2 separate regions of the Homo sapiens genome follow, and region 2 is linked to region 1. Evidence: read pairs that join two places in POLR2A ChIA-PET (ENCODE). Cell type or tissue: Caco-2. All regions are shown on one strand.

Region 1 (5,000 bases):
TTTTGAATGTTGAATTATTAATAGTATTAGAGGCCTGGCACGATGGCTCACGCCTGTAATCCCAGCACTTTGGGAGGCCGAGGCGGGTGGGTCACCTGAGGTCAGCAGTTCGAGACCAGCCTGACCAACATGGTGAAACCCTGTCTCTACTAAAAATACAAAAATTAGCTGGGCATGGTGCCTGGCGCCTGTGATCCCAGCTACTCCGGAGGCTGAGGCAGGAGAATCGTTTGAACACGGGAGGTGGAGGTTACAGTGAGCCAAGATCGTACCGTTGCACTCCAACTGGGCAACAAGAGCGAAACTCCATCTCAAAAAAAAAAAGTATTAGAGAAGGGAGATGAATGGGAGTGACTCTTCAAAGTGTTTTTTTCTATCAGCCACTGCTTCACAGTCTTGCGCGGTGTCCTAAGCAGGAATAAACAGAGTCCCACAGTGTCAGCCAAAGGCTTCAGGAATTGGAAAGCTCTAGAGACACCCTTCCTCTTGCACCAAGCAGCAAGCAGGCCTTGTTAGCCTCAGGAATCCCGCTTGCTTGGGCAGGTTGGCCATTCAGCTGTCATCACTTCCCAAGTGGAAACCAAGGTTGTACACGTCTGGTGTAGCCAGAGTGGCAATTGCTGATGGCCACTGTAGAAAATACATCCCTTGCCCTCTAAGCACCTCTGACCTTGACTTGGCCAGGGGTGTGGGGGTTCCTCAACAGGGAGGATCAGTGAGCACCAAGCACCAAGAGGATTTGGGCTCCATTCCCTTAACAAAATCAGGGCCGCAGCCACGTCCTCACAAGGCAGAGCCAGAGCCTGTGTGAGCCACATGTGCCAGGCCTTGGGGGTTTTGCAGCAGATGTGGGCATGAGGGGCAGAGTGAGGTGGAAGATAGAGCAGGGCTGGATGTCGGGAGAAAGGAGGTCTTCTCCCAGATCTGCCACCAGCAGCACACGGGGCCTGTGCCCATCCCTCTGCTCATCCTGTTGGGCCTGAGTTCAAGCTCTGTTAAGCAGGGATATTGCCATCCTTGTTCCTCACAGGGCTGCTCGCAGTGGGCAAGCAAGATCACACAGGAGGTGGCATTTTATAAAGTATAAACTGCTATTTGGACTGGGATGTTTTGTGAGATGAAATAAAGGGGCCTTTTCACCATTCAGACCAATTATTATTTTTATTTTATTTTATTTTATTTTTCGAGACGGAGTCTCACTCTGTCACCCAGGCTAGAGTGCAATAGCACAATCTCAGCACACTGCAACCTCCACCTCCCGGGTTCAAGTGATTCTCCTGTCTCAGCCTCTGTAATCCCAGAGTAGCTGGGATTACAGGCATGTACCACCACACCCGGCTCACTTTTGTATTTTTAGTAGAGACGGGGTTTCACCATGTTGGCCAGGCTGGTCCCGAACTCCTGACAGGTGATCCACCTGCCTCGGCTTCCCAGAGTGCTGGGATTACAGGTGTGAGCCACTGCACCCGACCTTAGATAAATTATTTTGTAACCTCCCATAGTTCTGTTGGGGCCACTTACTCCCCAAGTACTAAATCACCCAAAAGAGCTTTGGAAACGTAGCCAGTGGAATGTGGCAGGTAGGATCCCTCTGGGGGCAGGGAGGGGGCTGCCTGGTACGTGACAAATTTATTCTTTTGCACTCATTCACCGCTTATTTATTCAGCACCTACTATGTAGCAGGTACTATAGCAGATGGTGGGGAAACAGACTTAAAGCAGACATGGTTCCTCTCTCAAGGAGCTCACAGTCTGGATGTCTAAACACAGAAGCACAATCAAGCATTAGAATCATAGTGCTCACTACCGTGTCCAGCTCTGTCAATGGAATAGCCCATTTAATACTCATAACAACCTCAAGGAGAAGGCACTGTTATCCCCATTTTACAGAGAGGGAAACTGAGGCACAGAAAGGTTAAATGGCTTGCTTAAGGTTGCCTGGCTAGTACCTGGGCAGGATGCAGACCCAGTTAGTCTGGTTCCAGAGCCCATCTGTAACCAGTTGGCTATGTACACCCCCACCACAGCTTAGGGAGCATGGGGCCAAATGGAATGGAGGGGAGACAAACACTGCGGAGGGTGTGAAAGATGAGAGGGCGCATTTCTCCAGAGAAGGTGGGAAAGAGCATTCCAGACAGAGGGGACAGCATGGCTATGAAACCACCAGTCTATTTGGGGAAGCTGCTGGCAATTCGATATGGCCAGAGTGAGGGAAGAGGTCATAAGATGAGGCAGGAGAAGCTGGCAGGGGCCAGAGCATGGAGGGTTTCCTTGCTTTGCTAAGAGGCTTAAATCCTTCTCCATCTTCCTCCCCCTGGGGCTGCCATTTGGTTGGTTAATCATCCCCACCACTGTCTCCTGTCCAGGTCTGTGGCTCAGGACATCCCCAAGCTGCAGAAACTAGGCATCACCCATGTGCTGAACGCGGCTGAGGGCAGGTCCTTCATGCACGTCAACACCAATGCCAACTTCTACAAGGACTCCGGCATCACATACCTGGGCATCAAGGCCAACGACACACAGGAGTTCAACCTCAGCGCTTACTTTGAAAGGGCTGCCGACTTCATTGACCAGGCTTTGGCTCAAAAGAATGGTAAGGGACCTCCCACCAGGAAAAGATGGGAGGCAGCTCTGACTGGACTGTCCCTCTGGAAAACAGGCCCACAACAGGTCTCTTCTTAGAAACTCCCTTGTTTCCCATCTTCTGGGGTGAACGACAGAGCTGTAGGTCTCTCTCTGCTCACCTGGCTGGCTGTCAAGTGGCCCCGTGTGTCACAGGATGTGCAACTCATTCACACCATGGCAGCCCCAGGGTCCTCGCGTTTGACTGCACTTTGGCTGGAGGTTGGTTTCCAGTTGCTTACACGTCCCCCATTCAAACAGCTGTAACGATGAGGAAGATGTGTTAATGTGTTAATGTGCATGGCAAGAAGTCCTGAGGTGAAGGAGCATGGGGGCTGGTTGATTAAGGGGCTGCTTGATTCAGCAGCTCCATGGTGGCCTCTGGACCAGGCCCTTTCCCTTTCTCTCTTCTGCCACCTCAGTGTTGGGTGCTCCCGTCATGGTCCCAAGATGGGATCCAGTCACCACATCCAAGCAGGACAAAGTACAGCAGATGAGGCCCTGCAGCCATCTCTTCCCACTCTTTTTTTTCCTCTTCTCTCTCTCCTTTTTTTTTTTTTTTTTTTTTTTTAGATGGAGTTTCACTCTTGTTGCCCAGGCTGAAGAGCAATGGCGCGATCTTGGCTCACCGCAACCTCCACCTCCCAGGTTCAAGCGATTCTCCTGCCTCAGCCTCCCGCCTCAGCCTCCCAAGTAGCTGGGATTACAGGCATGCGCCCCCACGCCTGGCTAATTTTGTATTTTTAGTAGAGATGGGGTTTCACCATGTTGGTCAGGCTGGTCTCCAACTCCTGACCTCAGGTGATCCGCCTCCCTCTGCCTCCCAAAGTGCTGGGATTACAGGCATGAGCCACCGCGCCTGGCCACTCTCTCTCTCTTTTTTAAAGAGACAGGGTCTTGCTATGTTGTCTAGACTGGTCTCCAACTCCTGGGCTCAAGCAGTCCTCTCACCTCAGCCTCCTGAGTAGCTGGGACTACAAGCACGTGCCACCATGCCCAGTCTCTCTCTTTAAGAACAAGTAAAACATTTCCCAGAAATACCCCTCACATCTCATTGGCTAGAGATTCACGTGATTGCCTGGCAAGGAGAAAAGGGGTAGCTGCGGTCAGCTTAGGTTGGCAGTCAGCAAACCACAGCCCCCCTGGCCAAATCTTCCAGCCACTTACGAAACACTTCCTGCAGCCCCCAAATATAAGATAAGACTGAAGGAGAACTACCAAGGCGCTGGCAGTCACCAAGGCATTCCAGCAAGAAACCCTAGAAGGCCACAAAGCAGACATCAGCTGAGCAGGCTGGGCCACTTGCCCTTTCTCCCTTTCTGCTTTTAGCTGTTTCTCTCAGCTCCTCCCTTTACCTCTTCGTCTCTCCCCACCCCAAACCCTCCCAGCGGAGGGGACCCCCATGAGGTGTGAACAGCCTTGGCTGTACTACACTGATGACTCTTGGGCCCAGCAGGCTCACTGTCTGAATGATTTCCAGTAAACAGAATTTTCTAGACCACTGGACAGTGAACGCTCAGGGCTCAGAGAGAAGCTTTACTGTGGAGTATCTGCAGACTTTGCTGACAGGCCCCTCATGGTCCTTCCTGGTCACTGTCACCCCCCAACCCTGCTCACCTCCTCCACTCCAGCTGTACTGAGTTCCTCACCCTGTGTAAACATAGGCTGGGCGAAGGGGAAGGATTTTGTTGTTCTCGTATAATAGCAATTGGTTATTCATTCAGGGAATTTCAAGCTCTCTGACTTTGTTTCCTCTTTCCAAACAACTAGGAACACGCCCTTTTTTTGACCTGTCTCAGTCCAGGTGTGCTGGGTCTTTAGTCTGAAAAGTTCTCTCTGCCTCTCCCTACCCCTTCCTCTGGCAAACTCCACCTTGTCCTTGGCATGGTGTCCTCTCTTCCATGAAGCCTGCCCTCAGGCTGGGTCTACTTTGTTCCTTGTCTGTCTCCTTAGCACCTGATGTAGCATCAGGCACATAGTAGGTACACTGCAAATGATGAATGAGCAAGTGATGAAGAATTCCATGGGCTCTAATGCCAAGTATAAATGCTTCTAAGAATGAGTGGCGAAGTGAGTCAACAGAAACATGCTGGCCTCCAACAGTGTGTGGGGCCCAGGGACCCATCACTGAGAGCTGGGTGGGATGGCTGAGGGTACTCAAGAGGGAGCAGTCACTTCTAGCTGGGAAAACAGCTTCATGGAGGAGGTGGCATCTGGGCTGAGCCTAGAGGAATGGGAGGTTGAACTGGCCCCTTTCCCAGTAGGCTCTGTGTGCACTGGGCATGCAGAGTATGTTCTAGATGGTAAGGTGGCTGCTCTGCAGAGGGTCTCATTCCTAGGGTGGGGCAGGGGAAGCCCCACTCTGAATATTTCGGGCAT
Region 2 (5,000 bases), 210 kb after region 1:
TGCCACCACACCTGGCTAATTTTTGTATTTTCAGTAGAGATGGATTTTCACCATGTTGGCCAGGCTGGTCTCAAACTCCTTACCTCAAGTGATCTGCCCACCTTGGCCTCCCAAAGTGTTCGGATTACAGACGTGAGCCACCATACCCGGCTGACCCTATTTCTAAAAAAATAAATAAATAAACAAATATTGGGTACTGGGCTTAGTACCTAGGTGATGAAATAATCTGTACAACAAAACCCCGTGACACAAGTTTACCTATATAACAAACCTGCACATGTACCCCTGAACCTAAAAGTTAAAAAAAGGAATAATACTTTGTGACATATGAAAATTACATGAAATTCAAATGTCCGTGTCCATAAATAAAATTTTGTTGGAACACAGTCATGCTCATTCATTTACATCTATGGCTGCTTCCAGAGTAGGTATGACAGAGACCTTATGGCCCTCAAAGGCTAAAATATTTACCACCTGACCTTCTATAGAAAAAGGTGGCTGGGCCGGGCACAGTGGGTCGTGCCTGTAATCCCAGCACTTTAGGAGGCTAAGGCGGGTGGATCACCTGAGGTTAGGAGTTCAAGACCAGCCTGGCCAACATAGTGAAACCCTATCTCCACTAAAAGTACAAAAATTAGCTGGGCGCAGTGGCGGGCACCTGTAATCCCAGCTACTCCGAAGGCTGAGGCAGGAGAATCACTTGAACCCAGGAGGCGGAGGTTGCAGTGAGCCAAGATCGCACCATTGGACTCCAGCCTGGGTGACAGGAGCGAAACTCTGTCTCAAAAAAGAAAAGAGAAGAAAAAGGTGGCTGACCCCTTCTCTAAACTGTGTTCTAACTCCCCTCTCACTCTAGACATTCTTTTTATCATCCCCATGGCCCAGATGCAGAGAGGTTAGATCACCTGCCAGGGAAACCCATCTTGGGGTGGTAGCAGGCGGGCTGGCTCCAGTTCACTCCCTCCAGGAAACACCCTATGTGAGGCTCTCTGAGGTGGTAGACATGGCATTGCTTTGCAAACTGCAGAGAAGTTTACAAATGCTAGATCTGTACCTCCCTTTCCTCCTGGTAGGCATCAGTGACTGAATCTACACTCACTCCCCAGATCAAAATGCCCCAACACCCTACACATACCACACCCAGCCCAAAGACCTCCTGATATGATTAATTAGCACTTTTTCTACAAGCTTCTACTTCGGAAGGAGAGGGTTGAGTCTACCATACTCTCCGTTCATGGCCTGTTGTCATAACTGGTCTGTGTAGTGCCCTGCTCTTGGTTTCATTCATTCATACATTCCCTTTTTTTTTTTTTTTTTTTTTGAGACAGGGTCTTCTCTGTCACCCAGGCTGGAGTGAACTGGTGAGATCAGAGTTCACTGCAGCCTTGACCTCATGGGCTCAAGCAATCCTCTCACCTCAGCCTCCTAACTTGCTGGGACTACAAGGACATGCCACTGTAATTTTTTTCATTTTTTTGTAGAGATGGGGTCTCACTGTGTTGTCCAGGCTGGTCTTGAACTCCTGGGCTCAAGCGATCACCCCACCTCAGCATCCCAAAGTGCTGGGATTATAGGCATGAGCCACTGCACCCAATCTGTTTGCTGAGTTCTTTCAGGATGGGTAGTTATTTCGTAGGCATGGGGTTTATTTACATAAATAGCATTGTGTTATATATTTTGTTTCCTACAATTTTTTTCCTCTACAACATTTGTTTGCTCTTTCCTTTCCTGTTGAGGTATAACATATATACGGTAAAGTGAGTAATGTGCACTGATCTGAAATATGAAACTCGATTTTTAGCCTACATATACATCTGTGTAATCATCACCGAGATCAAAATATAGAACATTTCCAGTACCCCAGCCAAGTTTCCCTTGTGTCCCTTCACAGTCAATAAACTGCCCCCTTCCCTGCCTGAGGTACCCACTCTTCCAGCTCCCATCTCCACCCATTCATTGAATTTTTTCTTGAACTTCCTCTGCATGGAATCGTACCTGTCTTTCATGTCTTGCTTCTTTTGCTCAACTTGTCTGGGAGACTCCCCTATGTCGTTGCGGGTAGAGAGAATTTGTATTTTTTGCTGTTGCGGAGCACTACGTTTTTGAGATCTATCGCGGGGCTCTGTGTACAGGCGTCAGTGCTTCTTGCTGCTACCTGGCGCCCCTTGGTGCTTCCACCCACTTGACCTTTCCACTCTCCCAGTGAGGGACACCCAGGGTGCCTCCTATGAGGCTGCTCTGATCATCCTCATCCACATCTCCTTATGGAGCCGTGTGAACATTTCACTGGATGAATACCTAGGAAAAGAATCTTTTGGGCACAGGGAATTGACTGCCCCAGCAACTGACAAACTGCTGAAATTGACTAGCTCTTTTCCATGTCTACCAAGGCAGGAGCAGGGAGAAGGGAAGAAGAGCTGCTGCTTTGGTGATCCTCCTCTGACCCCACTCTCCCCTCCCCCTTGCCCTCCAGGAAAACCTTTCAGCTCCCCCACCTCTTCTTCTTGCAGGACCCAACTAAGCGCTTTGCTTCCTGAATGTCGCTGCCTCCGCAGCAGCCCGCACCATCCTGCTGCATTATAACAGGACGATAATCAATGAACTGCTAACTCTATTGCAATAAAGGAGCGAGCCCAACCTTATATAATTCTTTTTAATTGTTTTCTCACATTACAAGGTTTTTTTTTTTTTTTGGCTAAACTTATTCCGCCGTAAGTTATGTCGTTTAATTTCTCAAAGTGCTAATAATTTAATTGCTTCCTTCCTGCAGACAAAGTGCCTGAACTGTCCTCCCTCCCCGGCACGGAGATTATAAAACGGAGTTGGCAGGAATACCTAAGAGGAGAGTCTTTTTGGCGGCAGGATTTGATGGGAAGCAGCTTTCTCAGAAGTCAGTGTGTGAGGCTGGGAACCTGGCTTGGGACTTCAAAGGGGCATGGGGCCCAGCCAAGCCTGCCTAACTCGAGAGGGTTTATGATAATCACAGGGGAGGGGAAAGGGAAGAGCTGAGATTAGAGAGGCTGGACGAGGGTGGGGAACACTAAACATGGAGCTTCCCGTCCTGAAAGGCTGTCAGGGAAGCTGGGCTCCATCTGCAGCAGAGGGATTTAGATCAGACTGGTAGGCGGAGTGGGGGCATTCCTGAGAGTCAGGACTTCGAGATGCTGACTGGACCCGGGACAGGGTGGGGAGGTAACATCTGATAACAGGAACTAGCCTTTATTGATCCCTTACTGAAAGCCTGAGCTTCCCTAGAGCATCTCAATTTACCTGCACACCCAGGTCTCTGAGGCAGGTACTACTAGTATTGCCGTTTTACAGATGAGGAAACTGAGGCATAGAAAGGTTCCAGGCCCCATAGCTTGTTGGTGAATGATGAGTTGAGTGATGGCATCACATCTTATGTGGCAAAAGGGGGACAGGATCAGGGATGAGCGACTCTTGAAGATTCCAAGGCAGTGACCTCCTTCCTCTTGCCTAGGGTCTGATTCAGTCAGAATTGCTTTAACCTACCCATGCTCCGCCACCCTGCCCCCGACCCCAGTGACTCCCATGATCTATAGGATATAATACAAGCTCCTAAACAAGGTCTTCAAAATGCTCACACTCCCTAGCCTGAGGGTAGGAATTTTGAGGACTACCCCCAAATTTGTCTCTCCCCTAGGATTTCCTTTCTGGCTCCTACACCTTGGCAAATGCTGCTTCTTTAAACCTGGAACCTTCTCCCCTCTCCTAGGAAGAAATTTCATTCATCCCATGAGGACTGGCTCAAATGCTGCCTCCCCACTTCCCCAAGCAGAGCCCCTCTCTCAAATCCCTGGGACACTCAGAGCACACCTCTGCTGGAGAGAGATCTGATTTGCAGGGTTGCTGGCCTGAGCTTACTCATTGACTCCCCTTGCTATTCACTAGCTCTGTGACTTTGGGAAACTTTCTTTTCTTTCTTTTTTTTTTTTTTTTTTTTGAGAAGGAGTTTCGCTCTTGTTGCCCAGGCTGAAGTGCAATGGTGCCATCTCAGCTCACCACAACCTCCGCCTCCCAGGTTCAAGCGATTCTTCTGCCTCAGCCTCCCGAGTAGCTGGGACTATAAGCATGCGCCACCACGCCTGGCGAATTTTGTATTTTTAGTAGAGACAGGGTTTCTCCATGTTGGCCAGGATGGTCTCGAACTCCTGACCTCAGTTTATTCACCCACCTCGGCCTCCCAAAGTGCTGGGATTACAGGCGTGAGCCACTGCGCCCAGACACTTAGAAACTTTCTAACAGAGAAGTTAGAAAGAAACTTCTCTACGCTGTACACATATATGATGTGGAATAAATGAGTAGCACATGCAAAACATTTAGCCTGGCACATGATGAACGATGAAAGATTTGCTGTTGTTCTTGACTGTCGTTGACCCTGTATTCTCATCTCCTAACACAGTGCCTGGCATGTAGCAATTGCTCAATAAATGAATAAAATGGAAATAATTACTAACTACCTCCTCCCTCTACCCCAGCCCCAGGAATATTCCTGTTTGGAACCCTAGTTGAAACCCCAGGTATAACACCTATTTGCAGTTTCCATTACCCTGGTATTTCCACTGGAAGGCAGGGGCCCAAGGGTTCTGTCTAAATTAAGGCCCTATCCTCCTCCTCACCTGACCCCAAAGGTTCGGCCACAGAGGGCATCTTGAATCAACAGCCACTAGGCATAGAGAAGCCAGAGCTTCACCACCAGCAATCCCTTTCTTTCTTAACTTCCTTTCTCTGACTTTAGCTGTCATCTCTGTTATCAGGAACTAGGATTCCTCAACTGAGCCTCTGCCTCCTTGCCCTGCGCCTCTGGACATGGGTGTCTGGGTCAGACCTCAGGTCTCCTGTTTTCAGTCCATTGAATCTACTGATACACTAGACAGAAGTTCACAGGCATTCAAGCTCCAACTGCCATTCTTGGCTGTGTGAGTCAGGCAAGTCACTTAACCTTTCTGAGCCTCCAGGTTTTGGTACAATAATATAGA

Evidence for each region. Peaks named below come from ENCODE experiments on the same cell type or tissue, not always from the same donor. Only the 100,000 strongest peaks of a DNase experiment are listed, where the experiment ranks them.
Region 2: POLR2A ChIA-PET joins it to region 1 with 10 read pairs; 4 of 35 experiments call an interaction of 5 or more read pairs at or near these places.

Annotation. Positions count from the first base shown.
Region 1 is chr17:43,772,304-43,777,303 of GRCh38, reverse strand. DUSP3 (dual specificity phosphatase 3) reads left to right here. Exons shown (of 3, transcript NM_004090.4): 2 at 2,366-2,592. Among named protein-coding and RNA genes, the nearest start is that of DUSP3, 4.2 kb to the left of the region's middle. In Caco-2, no CTCF peak of the experiment used is centred here; no DNase peak of the experiment used is centred here.
Region 2 is chr17:43,560,928-43,565,927 of GRCh38, reverse strand. No RefSeq gene overlaps it. Among named protein-coding and RNA genes, the nearest start is that of ETV4, 17 kb to the right of the region's middle. In Caco-2, no CTCF peak of the experiment used is centred here; a DNase peak (open chromatin) is centred at 3,031.